2 separate regions of the Mus musculus genome follow, and region 2 is linked to region 1. A link is a loop called in an ENCODE intact Hi-C map of the cell type or tissue named here. Cell type or tissue: left cerebral cortex. All regions are shown on one strand.

What was found. Peaks named below come from ENCODE experiments on the same cell type or tissue, not always from the same donor. Only the 100,000 strongest peaks of a DNase experiment are listed, where the experiment ranks them.
Region 2: it touches region 1 in a loop (2.1-fold over the local background); 2 of 42 quality-filtered maps call a loop at or near these places.

What each region holds. Positions count from the first base shown.
Region 1 is chr11:87,045,964-87,050,963 of GRCm38, reverse strand. The region is part of intron 4 of Gdpd1 (glycerophosphodiester phosphodiesterase domain containing 1); the gene reads left to right. Among named protein-coding and RNA genes, the nearest start is that of Gdpd1, 26 kb to the left of the region's middle. In left cerebral cortex, no CTCF peak of the experiment used is centred here; a DNase peak (open chromatin) is centred at 2,846.
Region 2 is chr11:86,702,342-86,707,341 of GRCm38, reverse strand. It overlaps Cltc (clathrin, heavy polypeptide (Hc)), which reads left to right. Exons shown (of 32, transcript NM_001003908.2): 20 at 107-290; 21 at 483-675; 22 at 1,212-1,369; 23 at 2,032-2,196; 24 at 2,347-2,454; 25 at 2,535-2,702; 26 at 3,113-3,262; 27 at 3,340-3,471; 28 at 3,568-3,678; 29 at 4,571-4,741; 30 at 4,912-5,000. Among named protein-coding and RNA genes, the nearest start is that of Ptrh2, 21 kb to the right of the region's middle. In left cerebral cortex, no CTCF peak of the experiment used is centred here; no DNase peak of the experiment used is centred here.

The DNA of each region.
Region 1 (5,000 bases):
CTAAGTTTTTCCACATTAAAGAATGATGTTTAGATTATTTTTTGGTTTATGTGTATGGATGTTTTCCCTGCGTGTGTATGTGTACCTGGTGCCTGTGGAGGCCAGAAGAAAGCATCAGGTCCCTGGAACTGGAGTTATGGGCTGTATGAGCCACTCCCGTGTGGGTGCTGGGAACTAAACCCAGGTCCTGCAAGGGCCGCTGCAAGCAACAAAGTCTCTAACCATCTCTCTAGGCCAAACTTTCCACTTTCTTTCTTTCTTTCTTTCTTTTTTTTTTTTTTTTACTTTCCACTTTCAAATGTAGGGTTTTTCTTCTCATGATCTATGTAGTCTGTGATCAATTTAAATCCAGTTGTAAGTGCTAGATACCCATCACAAAATTGCAGTTTGTTGTCATGTTTGGTTCTTGTTGCTCTGAGATAGGCTTTCTCTGTGTAGCCCTGGCTGCCCTGGATCTCACCGTAGACCAGGCTAGCCTCTAACTCAGAGATCTGCCTGCCTCGACGTGGGAATTGGTCTATCTCAAGATTTCTTTTTCTTTTCTTTTCTTTTCTTTTTCTTTTTTTAAAAATTTATATGAGTACAATGCAGCTGTCTTCAGACACACCAGAAGAGGGCATCAGATCCCATTACAGATGGTTGTGAGCCACCATGTGATTGCTGGGAACTGAACTCAGGACCTCTGGAAGAGCAGTCAGTGCTCTTAACCACTGAGCCCTCTCTCCAGCCCCATCTCAAGATTTTTCAAAGCAGTAAATACAGAATGAACTCAGTGATGAACTTAAGTTCCTGACCGAAAAGCCCAGGAGTTGTATCCCTTCATCATGGCTGACTACAGCTCTCCAGTCAGTAATTGGTTTCTTCCTGTTTGATATCTTGGATCTGTGTTGTATCTCTTAGCTTTGTTCTCAGGGACTTTATTTATTTATGTATGTATTGCATTTACTTTGGAGACTGGGGTAAGGTGGTCATGCCTGTGGATGGAGATAGTTTGGGCCTCAGTCCTTTGCCTTCATCTTATGTGTCCTGGGAAATAACTGTCAGGCTTGGCAGCAAGCACCTTTCTACACTCTACTCACAACATTTCAGTAGAACAAGAAATCTATTAAAATAACGCCTATGGTTAAATGAGGCCAAAATATATCCTTTCCTGTCACTTCAGGTAGCCTTTTTGAGAAAGTTTCCTTCATTTCTCGCTGTAAATCATAAATCACTTGAGGATAGTTAGGGTGAGCCGTTGGAAATCATTAACCTTTATAAGTTGTAATACAGTAAGATGTAACATTGCAGGCACACTTAGATTTTGCTCTCTCAGTATCTCTAACTGAATCTCCCATTAGTATCCCAGCTTGTCTCAAATCAGCTATCACATTAACAATCTCACTATCTGTTTTATTCTCTTGAGTCCAAAGTTCTGTAGAATGCCTATCCCAGTCTCTAATATAATCAGCGTAAGGAAATTTGAATTTCGTTATGAAGCGCCAGTCCAGCTGTAGCAACAGTGGCAGTTAGTGCAATTATTCCCGTAACTCCAGCAGTAATCAGCGCAGGCGTCCGACGAGTTCTTAATACCTTCAGTGAGCTTCTGCATTAGAAACAGCAGAAGAGGGCATCCAATCCTATTACAGATGGTTGTGAGCCATCCATCCAGACTGTCGGTATCCAGACTGCTGGCCTTACTCTGAGGACGTATAAACTTTCAGAAGTGATGTTTTTGGAGTTTTTTGGTTTTGTTTTGTTTTTTTGGTTTTTTGAGACAGGGTTTCTCTGTGTAGCCCTGTCTGTCCTGGAACTCACTCTGTAGACCAAGCTGGCCTGGAACTCAGAAATCCGCCTGCCTCTGCCTCCCAAGGGATTAAAGGCGTGCGCCACCACGCCCGGCCAGAAGTGATGTTTAAAGAATACTAGAATTAACACACAGGCATAAAGAGTACAATGTTCACAAGTGATACTCTAATTATTAGGGTGCCGTTGTACAGGCCCTTTCCATAACAGATAAGGTTCTGGTATACATGTACAAAGGGTTGACTCTGATTTAATCTAAAAGATAAAGTATGCTTACCATCATTAATGTTTAACCTTTCTTTCCATGCTTTAAGACGCACTTGCTAATTTCTATAAGTTTGTTTGAACTGAATTGCTAAATTTTGATAGAGGACTTGATGTCCCAATTCCATGACATTTAATTAACATTAAGAGTAGAACTAATTTCTATGCGAACTATACTGCCATCTCAACTCTGAGTGAGTATTGAGGGAAGCCATGAGGAGTCCAATCTCCGCTGTGTGGGAGATGGTAACGAGCACTGGACACTGTTGCCAGTGTATTCAGTCAGATACATCTTAAAAAATGGCAGATGTATGGAACTAGTAACACCAATCTCCTGTCCCTGAAAACCAAATGCATGGAGCATATAAAATTATATATATATATATAAGTCTTGGGTAGTATTAACTGTAGATAACCACACTTGAAAGTTGTCCTTGTACTCCCGCAGTATAATTTATAATTTCCTTACCCTCCCCTACAGGCTTAGCTGGTCCTTGGTGGTGATAAGGGTCAGGTAGCCAAGAAGATGCAGTAACCATTACAAGGATATTACTATCTCCCCAACTTACTCCTCTGTTAATAGGGGGGTTGGGAATAGGCCTGATAGGTAGGGTTGGTCCCTGTTACCTGTACAGTTACCACAGGCAGCGCAGCAGGGAGCAGAGCTGTCGATGGTATCCATAGCTTTTAGTCTCCTGGAGAAACAGACCGGTAACAGCAGCCCCATCCAGACACCTTTGCTGGTTTCTGTTGTAATGCTCCAGCATCCTTGCAGTACACAGGCTGACTCAGCTCAGCAGGTTTTCCGCAATCCAATGCCTTTTAGCAGCTGTTGTCCCTCCTTCACTCGCATTTAAAGCTAGTAAAGCCGTATGCAGTCTAGCTCTGGGAGCCCTCACATCCCGCTTTTGTTTAAAAACATCTCTTTCAGAGTGCAGTTAGATCTTTCAGCAACTGTTTGATGCAGTTGCATGAATCACAAGGTTAATTCTGAATTGTCAGGAATGAGTTCAGCAGTTTTAATGTGCAGTACAACCCCTTCTGCATATTGAGAATCGGTAATTATATGAAGAGATTCATTTTAAGTCTAATAAAACTATTTAGAATGGCATATACTTGTGGGTTTTTGGACTGAAATAGGCTTCATGCCTTACAACCAGCCACTCCTCTAAGGAGCTTGCTGGGCCTTCAAGGGCCTTACTGGCATTCTCAAAAGCCAAAAACTCCGTTAACACTTGTTTAACTAGGCTTTAATCGGTAAGAGATTGTCTCTATGAGCCATCTCCTTAGTAGCCAAATTATTTAATAAGCATAACTTCTTCTGTTTCAGGTATTACAATTTTATAGAATTTAACTTAGCGTTTTCAGAAAGCAATTTCAAGAGCAGAGCCAAACCCTCAGTAGTGGTAAACAGATAAGAGTGTACTCAATACTATAGTTCAGAATTATGAATTCAATTCACTTCAGCATTCGTTAGACAAACAAATGTGAGAGCATCCTCCATGCAAGGAATGACTGATCCGTCTGGAAATTCAGACAGCAGTGGCTCAGCGCTTTCTGCCTTAGTTGTGGATGGTTTTGTGTTAGAAGTTGAGCTTGCCCTGAATGTTTTCTCCCATGAAGGGACCATTGATAATGAGTTATTACTGCTAATAGGGAAAAACAAAACATTTAAACAACAATCAAGCAAACATACAACAAGAGAATTGTAGGTTCCGGGCCAGCTGTGTTATCTCAGTGTTACAGCTTAGGAGCCCTGCCCTCGATCTTGGAATTCGGGTGCTGCTCTTTGCTCTGTCAGGCCCTTGGCTCTGGGACCACCTAGTCTACGCTGCCCCCAGTTCCTCTTTTCCTATTGGGAGAAGCCATTTCCCTTCCTCCTCCTATGGGAAGAGGCTTTTTTTCCTCTCTTCATTTTTTTTTTTTTTTTTTTTGTTTCCACTACAGTTTTTAGATAACATGTTATTGGATTAGTGTCCTTGTTTTGCCTGGAAATTATTCTCAAGTCTCTGAAAACTTCAATGATAACCTCGTAGCAAAATATAGTCAACTAATGAATGGTTAAAAATCAGGTGGTCCTGGCGGCACACACCTCTAAGCCCGGCAGTAGGGAGCACAGAAGCAGGCAGAGCTCTTGAAGTTTGAGGCCAGTTTGGTCTACAGAGAGTTCCTAGACAGTCAGTACTGTAGGATGAGACCCTATCTCAAGTAAATGAATAACCTTCAAAACTCCTCATAATATCATTAATGGCAGGATGACTGGCGTCACCTGTGTGTGTAATCCTAACACTCACGAGGTGGAGGCAGGAGGATCAGCCGTTTAAGGCCACCCCTCCCTCAGGAGTGAATTCAGGGCCACCGTGAGCTACATGAGCTACTGTCTCAAAAACCGGAGATGTAACACATCAGCGAGGCATACGCAACTCCATGGAAGAGTGGCCCTGTCATGTGCCAGGCCCTGGGTTTGTCCCAAGCAGCATAAAAACGAGGCAAGAAACAAGACCGTGTGAAAATAATACCAGTGCGTTGTATCGGTGTCAGTATTTTGGGTGCGATGTGTATATGCTTTGGTAAGGTGTTACCACTGAGAGACATGGACACAGATATCAGTCTTCATGTGACTCTAGTTATCTTGAAAGTTTTCAAGTGGTGGCACATTAGACGCCTTTAATCCCAGCATGGAGGAGGCAGAGGCAGGCGGATCTCTGAGTTAGAGGACAGCCAGGGCTACACAGAGAAACCCTGTCTTGAAAAATACCAAAAAAACAAAACAACACAAAACTAACAAACAAAAAAAAACCTATTGGCATCCTCTATTGTAACTGTGTCAAATAATGCACAGGGGAAAAGAAAGCCATCCAGAGCTCTTGATGACAGGTCTGAGGAGATGAATTTCATGGGACTTTTTCTGCCCTTTAGACTTTGCCTCATTTTGTCATTGTCCTATAATG
Region 2 (5,000 bases), 340 kb after region 1:
CTCACCCTGACCCTTGAGACAAATAACCCTCTAGTGTCACAGTGGTGTTTCCTCACCATTGATGACTCTTTGATGACATTGTGCTTGAATGTCTTGGTTTCTTAAGGAATCTGCAAAATCTCCTCATCCTCACTGCAATTAAGGCTGACCGAACACGTGTTATGGAGTATATTAACCGCCTGGATAATTATGATGCTCCAGATATTGCCAACATTGCCATCAGCAATGAGCTGTTTGAAGAGGCATTTGCTATTTTCCGGAAGTTTGATGTCAATACTTCAGCAGTGCAGGTAAATCTTGAAATTACATGAATTGAGATATTGACAATAATGTCTTCTCTTGATGCAAAGAATGCGTTTTCTTGTGAGAGTATGCACAGATTGCTATCACAGTAGAGTAATCATAAAATGCTATCCGTTTAAATGTAACTATGTTGGGTGAGATCCATTTTACAGTAACACCAATTCAAAAATATTGCCCAGGTGTTGATTGAACATATTGGAAACCTGGATCGTGCATATGAGTTTGCTGAACGCTGCAATGAGCCTGCTGTTTGGAGTCAACTTGCAAAAGCTCAGTTGCAGAAAGGAATGGTGAAGGAAGCCATTGATTCTTACATCAAAGCAGATGATCCTTCATCTTACATGGAAGTTGTCCAGGCTGCCAATGCCAGCGGTAAGACTTCTTGTCTTTATGTCCTGAGACCTCCAAAAAATCACTAAGCCAAGCATTAAGGTGTTTAAGTTTTAATTGTATAGAGGTCAGACACTCCCTGGTTACGTGTGAAAGCTTTTAGCCCAGCATCTTGATCTAGACTGACTGAGTTTAGAAAGTCTCTGGAGAAAGTTCATTTTGTTTTGAGGTCTGATAAAATCCTGATAGAGCTCTGGAATATAACTTTAAAGTGGGCAGAAGTATCAAGCAGTTTCGGGGCAATAATAATATAGATATGTATTTTTATACTTTTAAGTATATCCACTTTATATTTGCCATTCTAAGTAATGTCTCTTTGAAAAAGGAGTTAAGCTGGTGTGGTGATGTACACCTGCCAGTGAGGCAGGATGCCTTAAACTCTTGGACTGCGTAGGCTGTTTAGATAGCATGACACTCAAAAAAAATTGTCAGGGGGAACTAATAGCACATCTAACATATTTGCTTGGAAATATAAAACAAGGGTGCTAGTTTATGGACTTATTTTTCTCTTTATTTAGGAAACTGGGAAGAATTGGTGAAGTATTTGCAGATGGCACGCAAGAAGGCTCGAGAGTCCTATGTGGAGACAGAATTGATATTTGCACTGGCTAAAACAAACCGCCTTGCAGAATTAGAAGAGTTCATCAATGGGCCAAATAATGCTCATATTCAGCAAGTGGGTTTCCTGTTTAATTTGCCCCCCAGTTCCTGTGCATGTGTGTCCGTCTGTCTGTCTGTTTTCAGTGGGATGCTTGCATCAAAGTGCATGTGAAGGCCAGAAGACAGGCTCTTGTTTTTATTCCTCAGGAATTATCTACTTAGGAGAAAAGACAGGGTCTCTTGTTGGCAAAAGTCTCACTAAGTAGTTTAAGCTAGCTGGCCAGCAAGCACAAGGGACTGATCTACCACTAGTTTGGTGCTGGGATTCCAAGCACATGCAACACCTGAATTTGTGGGTCATAGGTATTAATTAACTCACATCCTATTGTTTGCAAGGCAAGCACTTTCCAACTGAGTTCCACATTTTAACACATGAAAGTTCAATGATTGAGTAATTTTATCACCCTGGCTGAATCAATATTTTAGGGCTATGAAATTAAACTGTTCTTAGGAGATAGAGTGTGTGTATGTTCATTCATTTTATTTGTAATTTTTGAGATACAAAATTCAGTGGCATGAAGAATGGGTATTTGTTACTCCTGCCTCAACTTCTGGGTGCTGAATTTTACAGCATATTCAACTAAACCCATCTGTTCCTTTGTAGTAAGATAAGAATTTGGAAAAGGGATTAGGCTGAAACCTGTGTTTTACTGATCATGGATTGCTTTTCCTCCTTAGGTTGGTGACCGTTGTTATGATGAAAAAATGTATGATGCTGCTAAGTTGTTGTACAATAATGTTTCTAACTTTGGACGCTTGGCATCTACCCTTGTTCACCTTGGCGAGTATCAGGCAGCAGTTGATGGTGCCAGAAAAGCTAATAGTACTCGAACATGGAAAGAGGTAATCTAAACCCAAGTTTGAATGATGAATTAACATTTTGTTTGATTTTTTTTTCTCTTGTACCGTTGTACTGTTTTTTCTTTTCTGTTGAGTTGAAATAATTGCACATATTTATACTTGGGTTCTCATAGTGGAAAATGTTTATTCTAGGTCTGCTTTGCCTGTGTAGATGGGAAAGAGTTCCGCCTTGCTCAGATGTGTGGACTCCATATTGTGGTGCATGCAGATGAATTAGAGGAGCTTATCAACTACTATCAGGTAACGACACCAGGCCTTTATGTGAATTGAAACCTTCGTACACATATTCTCTCCTCTAATTGCATTTTTTCTTTATGTAGGATCGTGGATATTTTGAAGAACTCATCACCATGTTGGAGGCAGCCTTGGGACTGGAGCGAGCTCACATGGGAATGTTCACAGAGCTAGCTATTTTGTATTCTAAATTCAAGCCACAGAAAATGAGAGAACACCTGGAGTTGTTCTGGTCGAGAGTGAATATTCCTAAGGTAACCAACCAGTCTTCACCACTGATTAGCTCTAATAATTTAAAATACCATTTTCGCTGGGCGTGGTGGCACACGCCTTTAATCCCAGCACTTGGGAGGCAGAGGCAGGCGGGTTTCTGAGTTCAAGGCCAGCCTGGTCTACAGAGTGAGTTCCAGGACAGCCAGGGCTACACAGAGAAGCCCTGTCTCGAAAAATCCAAATAAATAAATAAATAAATAAATAAATAAATAAATAAATAAATAAATGTAATAAATTAAAAAAAAAAAAACAGCCAGGGCTACACAGAGAAGCCCTGTCTCAAAAAATCCAAATAAATAAATAATAGTAATAAATTAAAAAAAAAAAACATTTTCCCTGTTAGGCTGATTGCAGGAGTCATATTTACATCTAAAGCAACTTTGTGGTGCAGGTGCTGAGAGCTGCAGAACAGGCTCATCTCTGGGCAGAGCTGGTGTTTCTGTATGACAAGTACGAAGAGTATGACAATGCCATCATTACCATGATGAATCACCCCACCGATGCATGGAAGGAAGGGCAGTTCAAAGACATCATCACCAAGGTATATACACTCAGAAGTGTGCACTGTGGAAAGAGAAGGCTCCTTGGATAGAAACTGATGTGCATTTCTATTTTTAGGTGGCTAATGTGGAACTGTACTACAAAGCAATCCAGTTCTACTTAGAATTCAAGCCTTTGTTGTTAAATGACTTGCTCATGGTGCTGTCTCCACGGTTGGATCACACTCGTGCAGTCAATTATTTCAGCAAGGTAACTGTTTTAAACTGAACTTTACAGTGAGGATTTCGATGTACTTGGATACAGTTCTCAACCATGGATACCTTTCTAACAAACTTTATTTTAAAGGTAAAACAGCTACCACTGGTGAAACCATATTTACGCTCAGTGCAGAACCACAACAACAAATCTGTGAATGAATCACTGAACAACCTCTTTATTACTGAAGAAGATTACCAGGTAAAACCTTTGGATTCTTGTGAATACTTAACAGTAGACTCTGATTAGCTTTAACACTGACATGTTCTGTGGTAAAAACAAACAAACAAACAAAAGAACCCTGTTAGCCTTAATTTTTAAGTAGCAGGCATGTGGATGCTTAGTCCTTAAATTCAGCAAGGTTTTCGGGATGGGTAAGTGTTCAGCTTTATGACAAGTTTCACTCTTTGAGTTAGATATATTTTATATGCAATATGTGCTTCCTTCCCCTCTTACATCCTGATTGCACATCCAAGAGGCACTGATTTTTCAATTAGTCCATAAACTTGACTGCTGTTAAGTGGACTTAACTGTTTATTAATTTCCTCGCCTAATGTCTTAGTATTTGTCATTTAAATTTGCTCTTATGAAAGATAACACATAAATAGAAACTGTCTAGGTTACTAATTGCGATTTTTCCCTCACTTGGCCTGGCTGGGACTTGCCTAGTAGCGCAGGCTTCCCTCACAGACATCATACTTGAGTGCTTCGTTAGAGCTCTGTGTCAGCACCCCTGGCTCAAAGTCTAGTCTGTAAGAATAGTTTCCTAACAGCTTACGTGCTTGTCTACATTACATTTTCTCCCAATTTCATAGTCATTTAAGTTAGTATCAGTACTGTTTATCTCAAAGAAAATTGCACCTTCAGAAAGTTGTACAGTCCATTTAAGCATTTTATTTATTGTTTTAGAAGTAGATCAAAGACGATCGAGATCTGAATACAGGTTACAACTTTTGTAGTGTGGTGCTTGCATCCTCTCTCTACATTGTTCTATTTCATGTTGCCATCTAACTGCCTCCATCAGAATGAACTGTGGAACATAAATGTCAAACCGAAAGCTGCTAGTTGATTCTGAATGGCTTTGTCTCTTAAGGCTCTGCGAACATCAATAGATGCTTATGACAACTTTGACAACATCTCACTTGCTCAGCGTTTGGAAAAACACGAACTCATTGAATTCAGAAGAATTGCTGCTTATCTCTTCAAAGGCAACAATCGCTGGAAACAGAGTGTAGAGTTGTGCAAGAAAGACAGCCTTTACAAGGTTGGTAAGCGGGTGGGCTGTTCAAGCAATGGGAATTGGCATTTCAACTCCCTTTTGTGAAGGTGGCTTTTAAGTCAGTGCATTCATTATTGTTGTTGTTTAACTTTCAGTGATGGTTTAAGTCAGCATGTGTGGGTTAAACTCTGTTCTTCTCTGTTTCTTCTGAATAGGATGCAATGCAGTATGCCTCTGAATCTAAAGACACAGAATTGGCTGAAGAGCTCCTACAGTGGTTTTTGCAGGAAGAAAAAAGAGAATG